Regions from separate parts of the Homo sapiens genome. Here region 1 is linked to region 2. A link is an interaction called in ENCODE POLR2A ChIA-PET data of the cell type or tissue named here. Cell type or tissue: PC-9. All regions are shown on one strand. Links, peaks and the distances in the headings refer to the core of each region. The heading gives the core; the rest is flanking DNA.

What was found. Peaks named below come from ENCODE experiments on the same cell type or tissue, not always from the same donor. Only the 100,000 strongest peaks of a DNase experiment are listed, where the experiment ranks them.
Region 1: POLR2A ChIA-PET joins it to region 2 with 16 read pairs; 5 of 35 experiments call an interaction of 5 or more read pairs at or near these places.

The regions. Positions count from the first base shown.
Region 1 is chr14:65,256,696-65,265,794 of GRCh38, forward strand. No RefSeq gene overlaps it. Among named protein-coding and RNA genes, the nearest start is that of LINC02324, 39 kb to the left of the region's middle. In PC-9, for the core only: no CTCF peak of the experiment used is centred there; a DNase peak (open chromatin) is centred at 1,886; H3K27ac peaks cover 2,717 bases.
Region 2 is chr14:65,319,529-65,328,627 of GRCh38, forward strand. No RefSeq gene overlaps it. Among named protein-coding and RNA genes, the nearest start is that of MIR4708, 11 kb to the right of the region's middle. RefSeq lists enhancers at 1,739-1,848, 2,069-2,158. In PC-9, for the core only: a CTCF peak has its summit at 1,387; DNase peaks (open chromatin) are centred at 1,343 and 2,133; H3K4me3 peaks cover 1,050 bases; H3K27ac peaks cover 4,398 bases.

The DNA of each region.
Region 1 (9,099 bases), core at 513-8,512, 63 kb before region 2:
GGTCTTTTGTCTCCCATTGTTTTGATTGGTTTAATAACTAATCAATCATATATTCTGAGGCTGCCTTAAAATCCTCAACCATGCTGCAGGTCATTACATGTGTATAGCACTTTATAATTCAGAATACATTATTTCATCAGCTTTATGAGATTCTTTGACCATACCCATTTCACAGGTATGAAAACTGTGAGTCAGCAAGGTTAGATGACCTGCCGTTTTAGAAGGAAGAATCAGAGCCACAACTAAGATGATAGCCTGGATTCTAGTGCAGTGATCTTGTCCCTGGCCCTCCACTAGGTACAGGCTGGCTACATGGTCTTCAGTGGAGTGGGGCAGTGGAGATAGTGAGGGGAGCTGCCCACCATGGAAAAAGTGCTGATAAAACACTTGGGACTTGGCTGGGCGCGGTGGCTCACGCCTGTAATCCCAGCACTTTGGGAAGCCAAGGCAGGCCGATCATGAGGTCAGCAGATCAAGACCATCCTGGTCAACATAGTGAAAACCTGTCTCTACTAAAATACGAAAAAAAATAAGCCAGGCATGGTGGCATGCGCCTGTAGTCCCAAAGGCAGGGGAGTCACTTGAACCGGGAGGCGGAGATTGCAGTGAGCTGAGATTGCACCACTGCACTCTAGCCTGGCGACAGAGCGAGACTCCATCTCAAAAAAAGAAAAAAAAAAATACTTGGGACTTCGGAGACAGACTGGGATATGATCTAGTTGAAAAGTACCAAAGTTACCCCAAAAGCAGCTCTGTTTACTTCGTGATCCCCACCTCCAAGTTTCTCATCCTTGACCTTGTTCCTGGTCGCTCCTTTGACTCCATGATTTGGACTCTCAGCCCAAACCAGGTTTTACTCCAGTCCATCCAGATTCCATCCCCACGCCCATCTCAGATTGTCAGTTCCAGTTTCCTTCCAGACCCCAGGGCTTGCAGCTGCCCCTACTGGCCTCACTGTTGCCAGTGAGGGGCACGCCTGACTAGCTGCTGACCGAGCACTAGTGACCCTATTTAATTACTCTCTCGTGTTCAAGCATCTAAGAGCAGTTGTGAGAGAGCCAAGTGCAAGAGGCACCAAGCGATCTCCACCCAGAGGCAAGTCCCCCAACTGCAAAAGGGCCTGTGGAAGCTAAAGCGTCAAAGTTCAGGATGATTACGGTCAGAAAAGTCTAGGCCAAGGGCCTGTGGCCAGAGGTGTATCACCTCCTGACCTCTGATGACTCCTTATGCAAGTTCGCCCTTCCATCATCCAAGATCAGTGGCCCTCAAACTTGGATGGACAAAACAACACTGGAGAGCTATTAAAGTTACAAATGCCAGCTGGGCATGGTGGCTCACGCTTGTAATCCCAGCACTTTGGGAGGCTGAGGCAGGTGGATCACCTGAGGTAAGGTGTTCGAGACCAGCCTGGCCAACATGGTGAAACCCTGTTTCTACTAAACACAAAAAATTAGCTGGACGTGGTGGCACATGTCTGTAATCCCAGCTACTCGGGAGGCTGAAGGCAGGAGAATCGCTTGAACCCAGGAGGTGGAGGTTGTAGTGAGCTGAGATTGCACCATTGCACCCCAGCCTGGGCAACAAGAGTGAAACTCTGTCTCAAAAAATAAAAAAAAAAAAAAAATAAAGTTACAAATGCCTTTGCCCCCACCTAGACTTGCCGAAATAGATTGAAACCATCCCTACAAACTTTATAAAATTAATCAGGGAAGAAGGGAGGGGAGAAATGAAAACAAGCTAAGCTTGCAGCACACTCAGCATTAGTCATTAGGTCAGCTTGTGCCTGACCTGCTTCCACACAGTTGTTTGCCTATTGTCTTAGAATCACGTGGACCCTAGACTATAGGTCCCCTAAACAGCTAAAGAGATAACACCTTAAGCATTATGAAACATTATGTTTTCCATTTGAGATATTCTTTCAGGTCTTGCATACCAGTGTGACTACTGATATCAGCTAATCTGAAGGACCCCATGGGAGCTGACTCACTAAAGAATGCCATTTCCACCTCCTGATGATTTCATCTCCTGTATCCTGACCAATCTATGACCCTAATTTTCCAGCCCCTTGTCCTTCACAATCTCCTTAAAGATCCCACCTCAGGCTGGGCGCGGTGGTTCATACCTGTAATCCCAGCACTTTGGGAGGCCAAGATGGGCAGATCACCTGAGGTCAGGAATTCGAGACCAACCTGACCAACATAGAAAAACCCCATCTCTACTAAAAATACAAAATTAGCTGGGTGTGGTGGCGCATGCCTCTAATCCCAGCTACTCGGGAGGCTGAGGCAGGAGAATCACTTGAACCCAGGAGGTGGAGGTTGTAGGGAGCCGAGATAGTGCCATTGCACGATTGCCTGGGCAACAAGAGCAAAACTCCATCTCAAAAAAAAATTTAAAAAAATTTAAAAAAATGTCCCACCTCAAAACTGCTTGGAGAGATGTATTTGAGAGTCTCCTTCCCACCTCCTTGCTCTATGCCCTGTGAGCATCAAACTCTTTCTCTGCTGCAAACCCTGCTGTCTTAGTGTACTGGTCTGTTACTGTGCAGCAGGCACACAAACTTGTTGGTCCTATAACAAGGTTAGGACCAAATGTTCTTGCCCACACCTAGACTTGCTGAATCAGACACTTCAGGTTAGAACCAAAGACTGCATTTGTAACAAACAGCTTAGAGCATTCTGATGCAGATAGCCTATAGAGCAGACTGTAAGAAACATCAGTGTGTTTCCACTTAATATGTGAGTTTGGGCAAGGCTCTTACCCTCTGTAAAATAGGGAAAGAGTAGTTGTGAGGATTAAATGGAAAGATGGGAAGCAAAGTACTTAGCACAATGTCTTATATATGGTAAGCACTCAAAAAGGTTAACTGTTATTGCTATTATGATTATTTTATTTTATTTTACTTTTTTGAGATAGAGTCACTCTGTCACTCAGGCTGGAGTGCAGTGGTAGGATTTTGGGTCACTGCAACCTCCTCCTCCCAGGTTCAAGTGATTCTCCTGACTCAGACTCCTGAGTAGCTGGGATTACAGGAACCAGCCACCACACCCAGCTAATTGTTGTATTTTTAGTAGAGATGGGGTTTCACCATGTTGCCCAGGCTGGTCTTGAACTCCTGGCCTCAAGTGATCTGCCTGCCTTGGCCTCCCAAAGTGCTGGGATTACAGGCATGAGCCACTGCACCCAGACTATTGTGATTGTTTTGTCTCACTATTCAGCTAAACTCCCTGGTACTACTGCCTGCTTCAAATTTCTCCCTATTCCGAGAGGATTTTCTATTAGTCCTCCTCTTCTTCAATTCTATTCTTTCTGATCCCATCAAATGAATTTATTATCACTTACTCCCAAGCATAAACCAAAATGCAAGACTGCCAGCCCTCTCCTTTCCAGCCACAGATAGTCACAGACACACAGATGCATGCACGCGCCCACACACACACACACACACACAAAACATGTGCTCCAGCTCTGCACATTCCCTCCTGCAAATTCTGATTGTCAAGGTGCTGAGGGTGTGGACAGAAGTTGTCTTTGGGTGGGTGAGATTGTAGGTGGGGATTTTTTTATTTCCTTTCTTTGCTTGTCTGTATTTTCTGGTTTGTTTGTCATGGGTGTGTTTGCATTTGTACCAAGAAAAGTTATTTTTAATTTTTGTAAATTCTAGTTGTTGCCATGTCTAGAAACTCTCCCTGAAGGGTGCTACTGCATTCTGAGCACTCCTTTTAACTTCATGCCCCCTCATCCTCTCTTCTCTGTGCTCTTTGCTATTATACATTTACATTCACTAGTGAGTTGCTCTGTAGATGGTCTTAAAGGGGTTGAGCAACCTTGAGCAGACAGGCGGCACCTTGAGGGTAGAGGCTGTGTCCTCTCTTCTGTGCAAACAGCTTGCACATTTCTTAGCTAACTTCAGCTCTCTACCCTCCTGTCCTTACCACTGAGCCCAGGTGACTGTGAGAAATTGAAGGTGCTTGGTTAGAACAGGGCTTAGTTCTACTCAGCTGAATTTTCTATTATTTTCATTTTAAAATTTCTGACACTTGGGGTAGCAGTCTTGAGTGCACTAGACACATAGGCACAGTCTCTGGAGAACTCCGAACAATACACAGGGCAGGTTTATGCGGGGATTGACAGTGTCATGGGGCTTGGGGGTAGTGTCTTAGCCTGGTTGTGAATTTAACCCAGATCTTGCAAAATCTCCAGACATCCTTTTTTCTCACTTTTTTTTTTTTTTTTCAAGGCCCTCATGGCTCTGGGAGCTTTGGTCAAGGCTAAGACTCATTCCCTCTCCAGTGTATATTTAAGAACCAAACATGATTAAAAACAGATGTGATTAAGAATGTGAGCTTGAGATTAAACAGACCTAGGTTTAAATCCTAGCTCTGATCCTCAAGTAACTGTACCAAGTCATTTAACCTCTTCTAGCCTCAGTTTCCTCATCTGGAAAATGGAGACAGAAATTGTGTCCACCTAATAGGATAATAGGATTATTGTAAGAATTAAGGAAAACAATGCATGTAAAGCATTTGGTGCTCAGCAACTGGTAATGATCACTACCACCAGGATGTTTGGGAGCCGCAAAGATAGAAACCAAAGAGAAACAACACCTCTGACTTGGAAAAAACTTTCCTTCTCAAGGGGAGAAACAAAGAACCTCTGTGTGACATAGACAAAGTGAGTCCAAGGTAACATACTCACGGACAGGAGAGAGGGGCACACAGTATATCCAAGAGCTGGGAGCTTCCTACCAAGGGGAAATCTGAGAAATCTTCAGAAAAGAGGTAAGTCTTGGATGGACGTGGAGGGATAAGTGAGAGGAGAGATGACAGGTGGGCTAGAGGCCAGGAGCTGGCTGCTGGGGCTGTGGATATAGCTGTATAGGCTAGCAGTTAAGAGCTCAAGTGCTGGAGTCATAGGACATGTATTTGAGTCATTGACTGTGGTGTTGAGAAAGTAGACTGGGTGGCTTAGAAACAACACTGATTTATTTCTCATGGTTCTGGTGGCTGGGAAGTTCAAGATCAAGGTGCCAGCAGATTTGGTGTCTGATGAGGGCCTGCTTCCTGGTTCACAGACAGCTGCCTTCTCACTGTGTCCTCACATTGTGGAAGGAGTGAGGGAATCTCTCTGGGGTCCCTTTTTTGTTTGTTTGTTTGTTTGTTTAAGACAGGGTCTTGCTCTGGCATCCAGCCTAGAGTGCAGTGGCATGATCATAGCTCACTGCAGCTTCAACCTCCTGGGCTCAAGCAATCCTCCCACCTCAGCCTCACAAATAGCTGGGACCACAAGTAGATGCCACCACAGCTGACTTTTTAAAATTTTGTGTAGAGATAGGGACTCCTTATGTTGCCTGGGCTGTTCTCAAACTCCTGGGCTCAAGTGATCCTTTTGCCTCTGTCTCTCAAAGTAATGGGATTACAGGGATGAGCTACAGCGACCAGCCTGGAGCCTCTTTATGACAGCACTAATCTCATTCCCAAGGGCTCTGCCCTCATGACCTACTTACCTCCCAACGGCCCCCCTTCTAAATACCATCGTTTTGGGATTAGATTTCAACATGTGAATTTTGGGAGGACACAAACCTTCAGATTATAGCAGTTACCCTCCACAAGCCTCACTTTTCTTAATTTTGTAATATACAGAATGGTAGTTCCTTCCTATTAGGATTTTTATGAGGAGTTAGTAAAATAATGCTTGTAAAGTGCATTTTAAAAATTTAGTAATTACATTTCAGAGACACAGCCAACGTTACTGCTATTTTTGTATTGTATTTATTATTATAATTCCATACTTGGCCTTGTTTTCCAGAAGAATACTTACACAACCATTCAGGGTCTTTTTCCCCATGTTTTTGGATACCTGCATTCATTCATCTATTACATAATAATAATAGAATATATATATATATATAAATATATATAATTATTTTTTTTTTTCTGAGACGAGTCTCGCTCTGTTGCCCAGGCTGGAGTGCAGTAGCATGATCTCGGCTCACTGCAAGCTCCGCCTCCCGGGTTCACGCCATTCTCCTGCCTCAGCCAAATAGCTGGGACTACAGGTGCCCGCCACCACACCTGGCTAATTTTTTGTACTTTTAGTAGAGACGGGGTTCCACTGTGTTAGCCAGGATGGTCTTGATCTCCTGACCTCGTGATCTGCCCACCTTGGCCTCCCAAAGTGCTGGGATTACAGGTGTGAGCCACTGTGCCTGGCCAATAGAACATATATATATTATGTAATAATAACAGCTGACATTTAAATAGTATATTCTATGTGCCAGGCATTGTTCTAAGTACAGGGTATACTGGGTATGTACAAAACTCATTTAATCTTCCCAATATTGCTGTGAAGTAGGTACTGTTATTATTCATATTTTATAGAGGATAAAATTGAGGTCCAGAGAAGTTAAGCAGCTTGCCCAAGATTACACAGCTAGTAAGTCACAGAACTAGAATTTTTGGTCCCAGAGAGTCTGGCTCAGAATCCATGCTCTTAACTACTTGGCTATTGAACATGCACACTATTCTCAAAAACTCCGGGAAGAATGGAAGTACAAAAATATGAATTAAACACTGATCCTACCAGAAGGGAGATAGTAGCCAGGGCGAGTGATAAGACACAGTAAGATCATACCCACCCATAGCGGGTGATCATGTGGCCTGGAGGCCCACGTGGGCCTCTTGACCTGGCTGAGTTATCCACTGGAATCAGCTTGGGTCATTGGACGAAGTCCTTGTTGGAGCCTGTGTAAAGTTAGTCAACACACTAACAGTGCATTGCTGGCACCTTTTTGCCACAGGTATCAGCACAGTTGGTGCTCCCTGGCCCACTGGAAGGCTGGATGATAGAATGTGGCTGGATGAGTATAAACCCTCGCTAGTATTAACTGAAAAAATAACTTGAAGTACAGAGCCTACTGAGTGAGGGTTGAGTCATTGCCTCACTGAGACATTGTATCATTCACTGACTGGACACCTGTTTTTTGCCAAGTTATCTTCTCTGTGATGGATGTGACATTGAAAACATGTTTTGTTTTGTTTTTTTCCTCCTGAGCACACTCTCAAAATCCCTAGGATTATTCCCACTTGCCCCTTCCCAGCTTCAAATGGTTTATGCCTTAGTATAAACATTTAGAAGGTTGGAGCTAAAAAGGTCCTTGATAGTGAGTGGTATCCTGGATACCAGTTTGCAAGAACCAATTGTTAAATTTTCAGGAATTTTGTAAGCTGATTGTTAAACACAGCCGTTCTCAAAAAATTGAATTATATAAACTTACAATCAAATAAACCGTATTAAAACAAAGGTAATAAATATTCAAAACTGATTATTTCAGTAGAGCGCAGTGGCTTATGCCTGTAATCCCAGCACTTTGGGAGGCTGAGGCAGGTGGATCATTTGAGGTCAGAGGTTCGAGACTAGCCTGGGCAACATGGCAAAATCCTGCCTCTACTAAAAATACAGACATAGCTGGGTGTGGTGGTGGGTGCCTGTAATCCCAGCTACTCAGGAGGCTGAGGCAGGAGAATAAAGATACAATTCTACAGGAGAATCACTTGAACCTGGGAGGTGGAGTTTGCAGTTGAGTCGAGCTAGTGCCACTGCACTCCAGCCTGGGCAACAGAGCAAGACTCCATCTCAAAAAACAAAAAGAAAAAAAATCCCTTGTTACTTCATAATTACTTTACTATATGATATGCGATTGCATGGCCAATGCTGCATTCAGTGATGTGTTGTTGGTAAGTTCGAATTTAGCCATGGTGGTAGTATTTACACCACTGAAATCAGCAGACACTATAAATCAGTACCCCTTCCCCCAAAGCCCATTGTTGCCCAGAACATCATTTACCTTAGAAATAATCAAATCTGGTTATTTTCACCCTGGGTTTCAGTCAAGGGCATCCACCGAGAGTCCTTGGTTACTGCTAGAGGAGGAGGAAGGACAGGCAAGGTGAGAGCAGGTGAGGCTCTGCCCATTGTCCCTGCCCCTGAGCTAGGCCAGCCTGATGTGTGATTGTCATTTATTTATTTATTTATTTATTTATTTATTTATTTATTTGAGACAGAGTCTCACTCTGTTGCTCAGACTGAAGTGCAATGGCGTGATCTTGACTCACTGCAACCTCTGCCTCCCCACCCCCAGGTTCAAGCAATTCTCCTGCCTTAGCCTCCCAAGTAGCTGGGATTATAGGCACCTGCCACCACGCCCAGCTAATTTTTGTATTTTTAGTAGAGACAGGGTTTTACCATATTGACCAGGCTGGTCTTGAACTCCTGACCTTGTGATTCACCTGCCTTGGCCTCCCAAAGTGCTAGGATTACAGGTGTGAGCAACCACACCCGGCCTGTTTGTTTGATCTAGTCTAATCTTACTTTATTCTTTTTTTTTTTTGAGACAGAGTCTCGCTCTGTTGCCCAGGCTGGAGTGCAGTGGCACGATCTTGGCTCACTGCAACCTCTGCCTCCCAGGTTCAAGCGATCATCCTGCCTCAGCCCCCCTAGTAGCTGGGATTACAGGGGCGTGCCACCACGCCCAGCTAATTTTTTGTATTTTTAGTAGAGACAGGGTTTCACCATGTTGGCCAGGCTATCCTTGAACTCCTGACCTCAGGTGATCCACCCGCCTCGGCCTCCCAAAGTGCTGGGATTACAGGCGTGAGCCACCGTGCCCGGCCTATTTTATTCTTATTTATTGTTCAGGAAATTGAATTTTTACAGTTCAGATCCAGAGGTAAGTGACTCTAGGCCTCCCAGAGCCTAATCTACTTCCATATATGAGGGAGCTGACATCATGGCACCCCAGGTGGGAGACAGACTCCTGTAGACCCTGACCTGGGGCTTTTCTGGGCCCCCAGCCACGGGAGACTCTTTCTCTGCTCCTACCTGATATGTAGTCCTCATCGGAGCTGCGTCCACTGTGCCTTTTTGCCCTGTAGACATGGTGGATTCCCAACCAAGTCTTGCAGGTAGTTTTCCTCCCCTAATAAAAACCTCTCCTAACACCTCAGAGTGACTGCCTGATTTGCTGAACCCATCTTCCCTGACTGATTTGAGGTCAAGTAGAAAAATCTTACCCTCACAAACAGGTTTTCAAACCTGTCT
Region 2 (9,099 bases), core at 508-8,507:
GGGAGCTGCTGGGCAAAAGGGATTAAAACTCAACTGGGGCAAAACAAAGAACAAGGAGGAGAGGTGAGATTCGACAGGAGGACCAGGAAAGCTGAAGGCAAATGAGACCAGCTCCTGGGAGAATCCTGACCTGTGCCCAGACAGGAACATAGGAAATACCTTGACAGATCCAGAAGTTCAGGACTGTTTGCCACTACATGAGGAAGAAGAAAAGCCAGCAGAACTGTTTCTTTTTAGTAGCCAGATTCGTTTAGCAAAAGCTCTGTCTTCTTAAGGGAACAAAATCAAAATGAAATTAAGAAGAGAACACAGACTTCTTGGATAATTAGGAAGATGATACCACTGCTTGCAAAGGCATATGCTTTCCTTCAAAGGCAAATCAAAAAGTGCATTTTTCATTCATTAATGCCTGCAGGCACTCATTCACTTAGTGCTGGGCACTGAATGGAATACAAAATTGTGCAAGACTCAGCTCTTGCCTTCAATTTTATCCTAGTAAGCTTTTCAATATAATTGTTTTAAATTTTTTTTTGTAGAGATGGGGATCTTGCTATATTGCCCAGGCTGGTCTCGGACTCTTGGGCTCAAATGATTCTCCTGCCTTGGCCTTCTGAAGTGCTGGTATTACAGGCATGAGCCACCATGCCTGGCCCTAGCAAACATTTATTGAGCATCTCTCTGTGTCAGACACTGGGCTCCATCCCAGGATTTAAAACTAAATAGCTGGGCGTGGTGGCTCATGCCTGTAATCCCAGCACTTTGGGAGGCCAAAGTGGGTGGATCACCTGAGGTCAGAAGTTTGAGACCAGCCTGGTCAACATGATGAAACCTTCTCTGTACTAAAAATACAAAAATTAGCTGGGCATGGAGGTGCATGCCTGTAATCCCAGCTACTCAGGAGGCTGAGGCAGGAGAATCACTTGAACCTAGGAGGTGGAGGTTGCAGTGAACTGAGATTGCCTGGGCAATAGAGTGAGACTCTGAAAGAAAGAGAGAGAGAGAAAGAGAAAGAAAGAGAGAAAGAAAGAAAGAAAAAGGAAGGAGAAAAAAATAGAGCACAATTTCTTACCTTAAGGAGAAAATCTGGTGGATTTGCTAATAAAATGTCTTCACACTTCTAATATTCTAAACATTGACTTGAACAGATATTATTCTTGCCTGTGATTCTGTCAGTTTTCTGGCCCTTGTTGGAAGAATAAATCCTCTGAATTTATTCTAGAGGCCTGGCAGTTCAGCTCTGAGCTCACAGTAGTTGTGACTGAGAGAAAAAATGGTCTGTTTCCCTATCTCTCCCCTACAGGTCTAAAAATGTACCTGGCTGGATCAGGAACATCCACTTTTTTCTCCAAATGAGAGGTTACACAAAGTGAGTCATTTTTCTAGCTTTTTAAAAAGCTTGATTCAACCTTCCAATTTCCCACCTTTCTCTTCCACCTGCCTTGTTTAATAATTAGGCTGTTTAATAAATGCATTTGATGAGGAGGAGCGGGAGGAGGATGGTGATTGTTAGGCCTTACAAGTCCCTGGGGAATGTAACAGCGTCCTCAGCCAGAGTCACTATGTTCTGGGTTGTCCCCTGAGCATCTTGCTGAGTGAAAAGGCCAGAGGCCCTTCCTGCTTTAGGGTGCAGGTTTGACTGACCTTGGGTCATTCTTTCCCTAAGTGCCCTGCCAAGAAACCAGGTTTGGTTCTTATCTCTTAACTTCCTTTTTGTTCTGCTCCTAGTTTAGCTTACATTTTTCTTACTTGGAGCTTTTACTAACAGCAGATGACCACTACTTTTCAAGTACCTGCTGGGCTTGGAAGGTAGAGAGCAAACTAGACTGGGTGAGGTGAGAAAAATCATCCAGGCCAGCTTGTGACAATGCAGAAGGGTCAGGAGGCCTCACTGGTGAAGCACATTTCAGTAGGCAGGCACGCAAGGCATGGACTTCAGGAAAGGAAGTGGTGGGAACCTACCCACAGATGAGAGAGAAACAGAGACAGCAGGACAGGGAGAGGTCGAGCTGGAGACAGACAGACACACATGTACGGGGGCCAGTGGGGAGGAGAGGAGAGAGACTATGTTCACAGTGACAGGCTACATAGCCTGGGGGTAAAAGGAGTCACAGAGATATGGGTTCATATTTCAGCTCCACCATTTACTAGCTCTATGTGACTTGCATATTACTAAGCAAGTCACTTAGCCTTCTCTAGCTTCTGTTTCCTCATCTATAAAATAGAGCTAATAATACCTATCTTGCACAGTCATTGTGAGAACTAGTGATAAAATATGCCAAGTCACTTGCACACAATAGGCCCTCAATTAATGGCAGCTGTAGTTATTTTTGGAGTACTTTTTATGTTCTAAGTACTAGCTAAGTTTGGGGGATATGGGTAGAAAGTGTGGTGTGACAAATAGGAATATCCAATGAATGGTCCTAAGAGCTCCTTTTGGGTTTGCCTGGCAATGGGCTACCTTACTGTTTCCCCAAGAGGAGAGGCTGGCTGTGCCCAACTTCAACTTCCTATGGTACCAGGAGATCTGAAGACACTAGCTGGGCATTTCATAGCACTTCCTTAAGCCTTGGGCCCCTATGCTCATGCTGATCAGTGTCTGAACCCTGAAATACTTTCCCACCACAGCAAAGTCCCTCTCAAGTTGACCTATGAAAAGGAAGAGGTACCAGGGGTCCCTCCTCAGATGATTGATGGTGCATCCAGCTGCACCCCAAAAAGCCCAACTGTCTACAGGATCCAGGGAGAGAAGAGGACCTGGATACCTGCACCTTTCTTGAGTTTTACCTGCCAACACCAATTAGCTTTTGTCTTAAATATATCTTATGGCTAGGTGCAGTGGCTCACACTTGTAATCCCAGTGCTTTGAGAGGCCAAGGCAGGAGGATTACTTGAGGCCAGGAGTTCAAGACCAACCTGGGAAATATAGCAAGACCCCACCTCTACAAAAAAAAAAAATTAAAAACTAGCTGGGTGTGGTGGTGTGTGCCTCTAGTCCCAGCTACCCAGAAAGCTGAGGTGGAAGGATCACTTGAGCCCAGGAGCTCAAGGCTGCAGTGAGCCATGATCAAGCCACTGCACTCCAGCCTGGGTGACAGAGCAAGACCCTCTGTCTTTTCAGTTATCAAATAAACTAATATTTCTTTGTAAGACCATATTGAAGGGTTTCCCTGACTGAGACATGTTCTGGAGAACTTCAGTACCACCACTATTTACTGATGGCTCACAATCAGAACATCATGATAAGGTTTGTGTGCAACTGGATCAATTAAGACCATCGATCTGAGTGCACTTTACAAACTCTAGGGTGCTGTACTAATGTTAGCCAACAAAACGTCTTATGTCGGCCGGGTGTAGTGGCTCACACCTGTAATCCCAGCACTTTGGGGACCGAGGCGGGATGATCACGAGGTCAGGAGTTCGAGACCAGCCTGACCAACATGGCGAAACCCCGTCTCTACTAAAAATACAAAATTAGCCGGGCGCGGTGGTGCATGCCTGTAATCCCAGCTACTCCGGAGGCTGAGGCAGGAGACTCGCTTGATCCCGGAAGGCGGAGGTTGCAGTGAGCCGAGATCACGCCACTGTACTCCAGCCTGGGCAATAGAGCCAGACTGCGTCTCAAAAAAAAAAAAAAAATGTCTAATGTAGTATGAAGACTACATTTATATAGAAGTAGGTTGAATGGTTCTCGCAGTGTTTTTGCTCAATACCTAGGGAGATATTTTGTACTCTGGAGTAGGGGAACAGTAAACGCTGAGGCTGATATCGTAGGTTGCTGTGTCTGCTGTCAAGTGTCCACCATGGAAGGAGCCTTTATAAAGCCTCAGTGTCCTTTTGCCTCTGAGTGCCTCTGGCCTCTAGCAACCTGTCTCCCAAACCACTCAGGTGATTAATCTGAGGTTTCCTAACCACGTGGATTTCAACAAACCACCAGATCCTACCTGCGATGGGAGCAAAAATTCCTCCCAGTTTCTCCCTAGGCATCCGGGGTCTGAGTGCAGCTCTCCCTGCCACATAAGGAGGGTTGACTTGGTGGAGAATATGGGAACAAGTATAGCATCTTCTTTGTTCCTTAAAACACCCTCAACTTAACATTTTACTTCTGTCTGCTTCAGCTGACAGCTTGAGAAAAACCAAATTGGTGGTTGGCTGGTTGGGTTTTTTTTCAACCTAACAACAAGCCTGGCTTAGAGCTATTCATTCTTCAGCTCCTGATACTGTGTGTCTATAGATAAACCGGCATATATATTATCAACTTTTGTTTACTTCTCCCCTAATGGAAGTCCATTAATTTCCCAATATATATTACAGAATGACTTGCCTGTTGCCAGCATTGGGAGGATAAATTAATCTTTAGTCCCTAGATGTTTAAGTTGGAAAATAATGGGAAATAGAAGAAATAGAAGGACCGAGATGACTCATTTATTTCAGATGCTCACCCTAAACTACTTTGGAAATGCCAGCCGTGAATTAAAACCCGAATCTAGAAGAATGACCTAAATCACACTTTACCAGAGAGACTCTTTAGTTCCTTAGCAAAAATTGCACTTTATGTCTAGAATGGAAGAGGTTGATGATGGCTGGAGTCAAGTAGCATGAACTTAACTCCATCCGATCTGGGGATAAGGAATCAATATTGTCTCTCTAGAGAGGGCAGAAACCTCTTTAGAAGAAGATAAAGGGAAGCCACAGTCAAGTATAAGATACTGACATCCTAAGCCAGGCACGGTGGCTCACACCTGTAATCCCAGCACTTTGGGAGACCAAAGCAGGCGGATCACTTTTGGTCAGGAGTTCGAGACCAGCCTGGCCAACATGGTGAAACCCCATCTCTACTAAAAATACAAAAATTAGCCGGGCATGGTGGCAGGCACCTGTAGTCCCAGCTGTTCGGATGGCTGAGGCAGGAGAATCGCTTGAGAACTCTAGCCTGGGTGACACAGCAAGACACTGTCTCAAAAACAAAAACAAAAAAATTAAAAAATTAGCCTGGCATGGTGGTGTGCGCCTCTAGTCCCAGCTACTCAGGAGATCGAGGCAGGAGGATTGCTTGAGCCCAGGAGGTTGAGGCTGCAGTGAGCCCTGTTCACATCACTGCACTCCATCCTGGGCAACACAGCGATACTCTTGTCTCAAAAAAAAAAAAAAAAAAAAAAAGATACTGACATCCTATAATATGTTAGTGCTGAGAAAGAGAGGAGAGCTGGCTTGGGAAAAGAGCAAGATCTTTTTTGCTCACTGAATCACAGGCCAAACCTGTTCCCCTGTTTATTCTGTGGTGATCCTCCTAACTTAATTTTCCCTAGGTACAACAAATGAGGTGGCCCTACACAGTTACATTAACTGATTTTTCTATAAGGTTATCTGAAGGCTAAGGATCTCAGGATGTAATGGATAGTAAAGCCCAGGATTATGATTTAGGCAAAAATCAGAAAGGAGAGTCAGGTAAAGGAAAAGAAATTCTTGGCCCGGCACAGTGGCTCACGCCTGTAATCCCAGCACTTTGGGAGGCCAAGGCTGGCGGATCACCTGAGGTCAGGAGTTTGAGACCAGCCTGGCCAACAGGGTGAAACCCCTTCGCTACTAAAAAAATACAAAAATTACCCGGGCATGGTGGCACTTGCCTGTAATCCCAGCTACTCGGGAGGCTGAGGCAGGAGAATCGCTTGAACCCCGGAGGCAGAGGTTGCGGTGAGCCGAGATTGCGCCACTGCACTCCAGCCTGGGCAACAGAACGAGACTCCATCTCAAAAAAAAAAAAAAAAAAAAAGGAATAGAAATTCTCTTTATTGAAAGACAATAAGAATTCATATTTGACTAGCTACTGCAGGGAAGCAACTAATCTTACAACATAATAGATGTTGTTAATAATGTTCATTACCTCCTTGGATGCCACCAATAAATGACTTTCAATTTTATACATGTATTGTCCAAGTTGTGAATTTGGTCTTGGAATTAACAGGTGGTAAATTCCTGGAAAGCTTAATAAGGGAGATTGTTTACTTTGTGTATAAATAAAGAGAATATGGGATCAAGTATAGCATCTTCTTTGTTCCTTAAAACACCCTCAACTTAACATTTTACTTCTCTCTGCTTCAGCTGACAGCTTGAGAAAAACCAAATTGGTGGTTGGCTGGTTGGGTTTTTTTTCAACCTAACAACAAGCCTGGCTTAGAACTATTCATTCTTCAGCTCCCGATACTGTGTGTCTATAGATAAACAGGCATATATATTATCAACTTTGAAGGAATGAAGATTATTATGTGGGAACACGAACTGGCATAGTCATTATGGAGAACAGTATGGCGTTTCCTCAAAAAACTACAAATCAAACTTCCATATGATCCAGCAATCCCCCTACTGGGTATATACTAAAAGGGTATGAAATCAACATATTGAAGAGACATCTGCACCCCCATATTTACTGCAGTACTATTCACAATAGCCAAGATAGGGAGTCAACCCAGGTGTCCAACAACAGATGAATTGGTAAAGAAAATGTGGTATATATACACAATAAAATACTACTCAGCCATAAAAAGGACAAAATCCTGTCATTTGCAATAACATGGATGGAATGGAGGACATTGTGCTAAGTGAAATAAACCAGATAACTTGAACAGAAAGTTAAACACCACATGTTCTCACCCATATGTGGAAACTAAAAAAGGTCGATCTTATGGAAGTAAAAAGTAGAACAGAGGATACTAGAGGCTTGGGAAGGTAGCGGGAAGTGGGTATGGGAAGAGATTTGTAAAGGATACAAAATTACAGCTAGATAGGAGGAATAAGTTGGAATAAATTCTAGTGTTCTAAAGCACTGTAGGATGACTATAGTTAACAGTAGTATATTATATAGTTTCAAATAACTCCAAGAGGATATTGAATGTTCCCAACACAAATAAATGATAAATGTTTGATTAGCCAGGTTGTGGTGAATGCATATAGTCCTAGCTACTCTGGAGGCCGAGGCAGGCAGATTGCTTAAGTCCAGGAGTTTGAGGTTATAGTGAACTATGAACTATGATCAAGCCACTGCACTCCAGCCTGGGCAACAGAGCAATACCCTGTCTCTAAACCAAAAAAGATAAATGTTCAAGATGATGGATATGCTAATTACCCTGATCTGATGATCACTATATATTATGTGTATTGAAATATCACTATGTGTCCCATAAATATGTTTTGTTGTGTGTGTCGGCTAAAAATGATTTTTGGCCAGGTGTGGTGGTTCATGCCTGTAATCCCAGCCCTTTGGGAGGCCGAGGCCGGCAGATCACCTGAGGTTGGGAGTTCAAGACCAGCCTGACCAACATGGAGAAACCCCGTCTCTACTAAAAATACAAAATTAGCCGGGCGTGGTGGTGCATGCCTGAAATCCCAGCTACTCAGGAGGCTGAGGCAGGGTAATCGCTTGAACCTGGGAGGCGGAGGTTGCAGTGAGCCGAGATCGCGCCATTGCACTCCAGCCTGGCAGCAAGAGCGAAACTCCGTCTCAAAAAAACAAACAAAAAAAAGATTTTTAATAAAAAAATACTTATAAAAGGAAGAGAGAAGAGAAAAGGAGAGAGAGAGAGAGAGGAGAGAGGGGGAGAGAGAGGGGCAGTGTGTGTGTGTGTGTGTGTATGTGTGTGTGTGTGTGTGTGTGTGTGTGTTTGTGTGTGTGTGTGAAAGTCTAAACCTAACCTAACCTAACCTTGGGCTGGTTACTTAGGTGGGCTCCCTGAGAGCAGCATTATGTTGGTGAGGGTGGTCTTGGGGCGAGGACTGGTCCTCAGCCTTGCAGATGTAGGATCTCCATTTTATTAGTATACCTGGCAGTGGGCAGGCTCTGGTAGGGTTGACAGAAAAATACAGGGTGCCCAGTAAAATTTGAATCTTAGATAAACAATGAATAATTTTTAGTATAAGTGTATCCCATGTGATATTTGTTTTGTTTTAGAGACAGAGTCTCTCTTTGTCACCCAGGCTGGAGTGCAGTTCTGCGATTGCCGCTCACTGCAACCCTTAGAACTCCTGGGATTAGGAGATCCTCCTGCCTCAGCCTCCCAAACAGCTAAGACTGCATGTGTGTGCCACCGTGCCCAGCTGCTAATTTTTAAAATTTTTTGTAGAGACAGGGTCTCACTATGTTGTCCAGGCTGGTCCAGAACTCCTGGCCTCAAGTGATTCTTCCAATTCAGACTTCCAAAGTGCTAGTATTACAGGCATGAACCACTGCACTTGGCCCCAATATTTGTATTTTTATTTGCTACATCTGACAACCCTATCTAGGAGGCATCCATTAATTAACTCACCAGAGACTTATTTGTAAACCAGAACCCCAATGTGTGGGTTTACAGGGCAGGGCACACGTTTCAACATAGCAGAGCCTTTGTGCCTACTATTTGCACCTCTCTCCTTTAGGTGTTTGGAAAACCAAGTTTGTCATCGGTGAATTTCAAACTGTAGTGAAGCACGTTGAATAGCTTCATGGGCTATGCATCCAGACCACAGTAGAACATAGGAACTCTGGAGGTTTGACTGCAGGGACACCACTCAGAACCTGGAATAACAATCCAGTCTAACAGACACAGTGTCTTTCTTCCCTAGACAGTGTTGCAATAATGCTGGGCTTCCACTCCCCTTTTTCAATGTTTATTTATTTTTATTATTATTATTTTTTGAGACGGAGTCTCACTCTGTCACCCAGGCTGGAGTACAGTGGTTCCATCTCTGCTTACTGCAAACTCTGTCTCCTAGGTTAAAGCAATTCTCCTGCCTCAGCCTACCGAGTACCTGGGATTACAGGCACCAATCACCATGCCTGGCTAATTTTGTATTTTTAGTGGAGACGGGGTTTCACCATGTTGGCCAGGCTGGTCTCAAACCCCTGACCCCTGCCCGCCTTGGCCTCCCAAAGTGCTGGGATTATAGGCATGAGCCTGCGCCTGTCCTCAATATTTAATTTTCAATGTTTTTATGTCACTCAAAACTCCTTGTAAACACACTGCCATTTTAAAGATATCTGCTGATTCAATCTATTTCGTATTGATTGTTGTGCTACTTTTTAGGGAGCCATACTACGTCTTGCTCATCTTGCTGAGTTTTGGGAAGCTT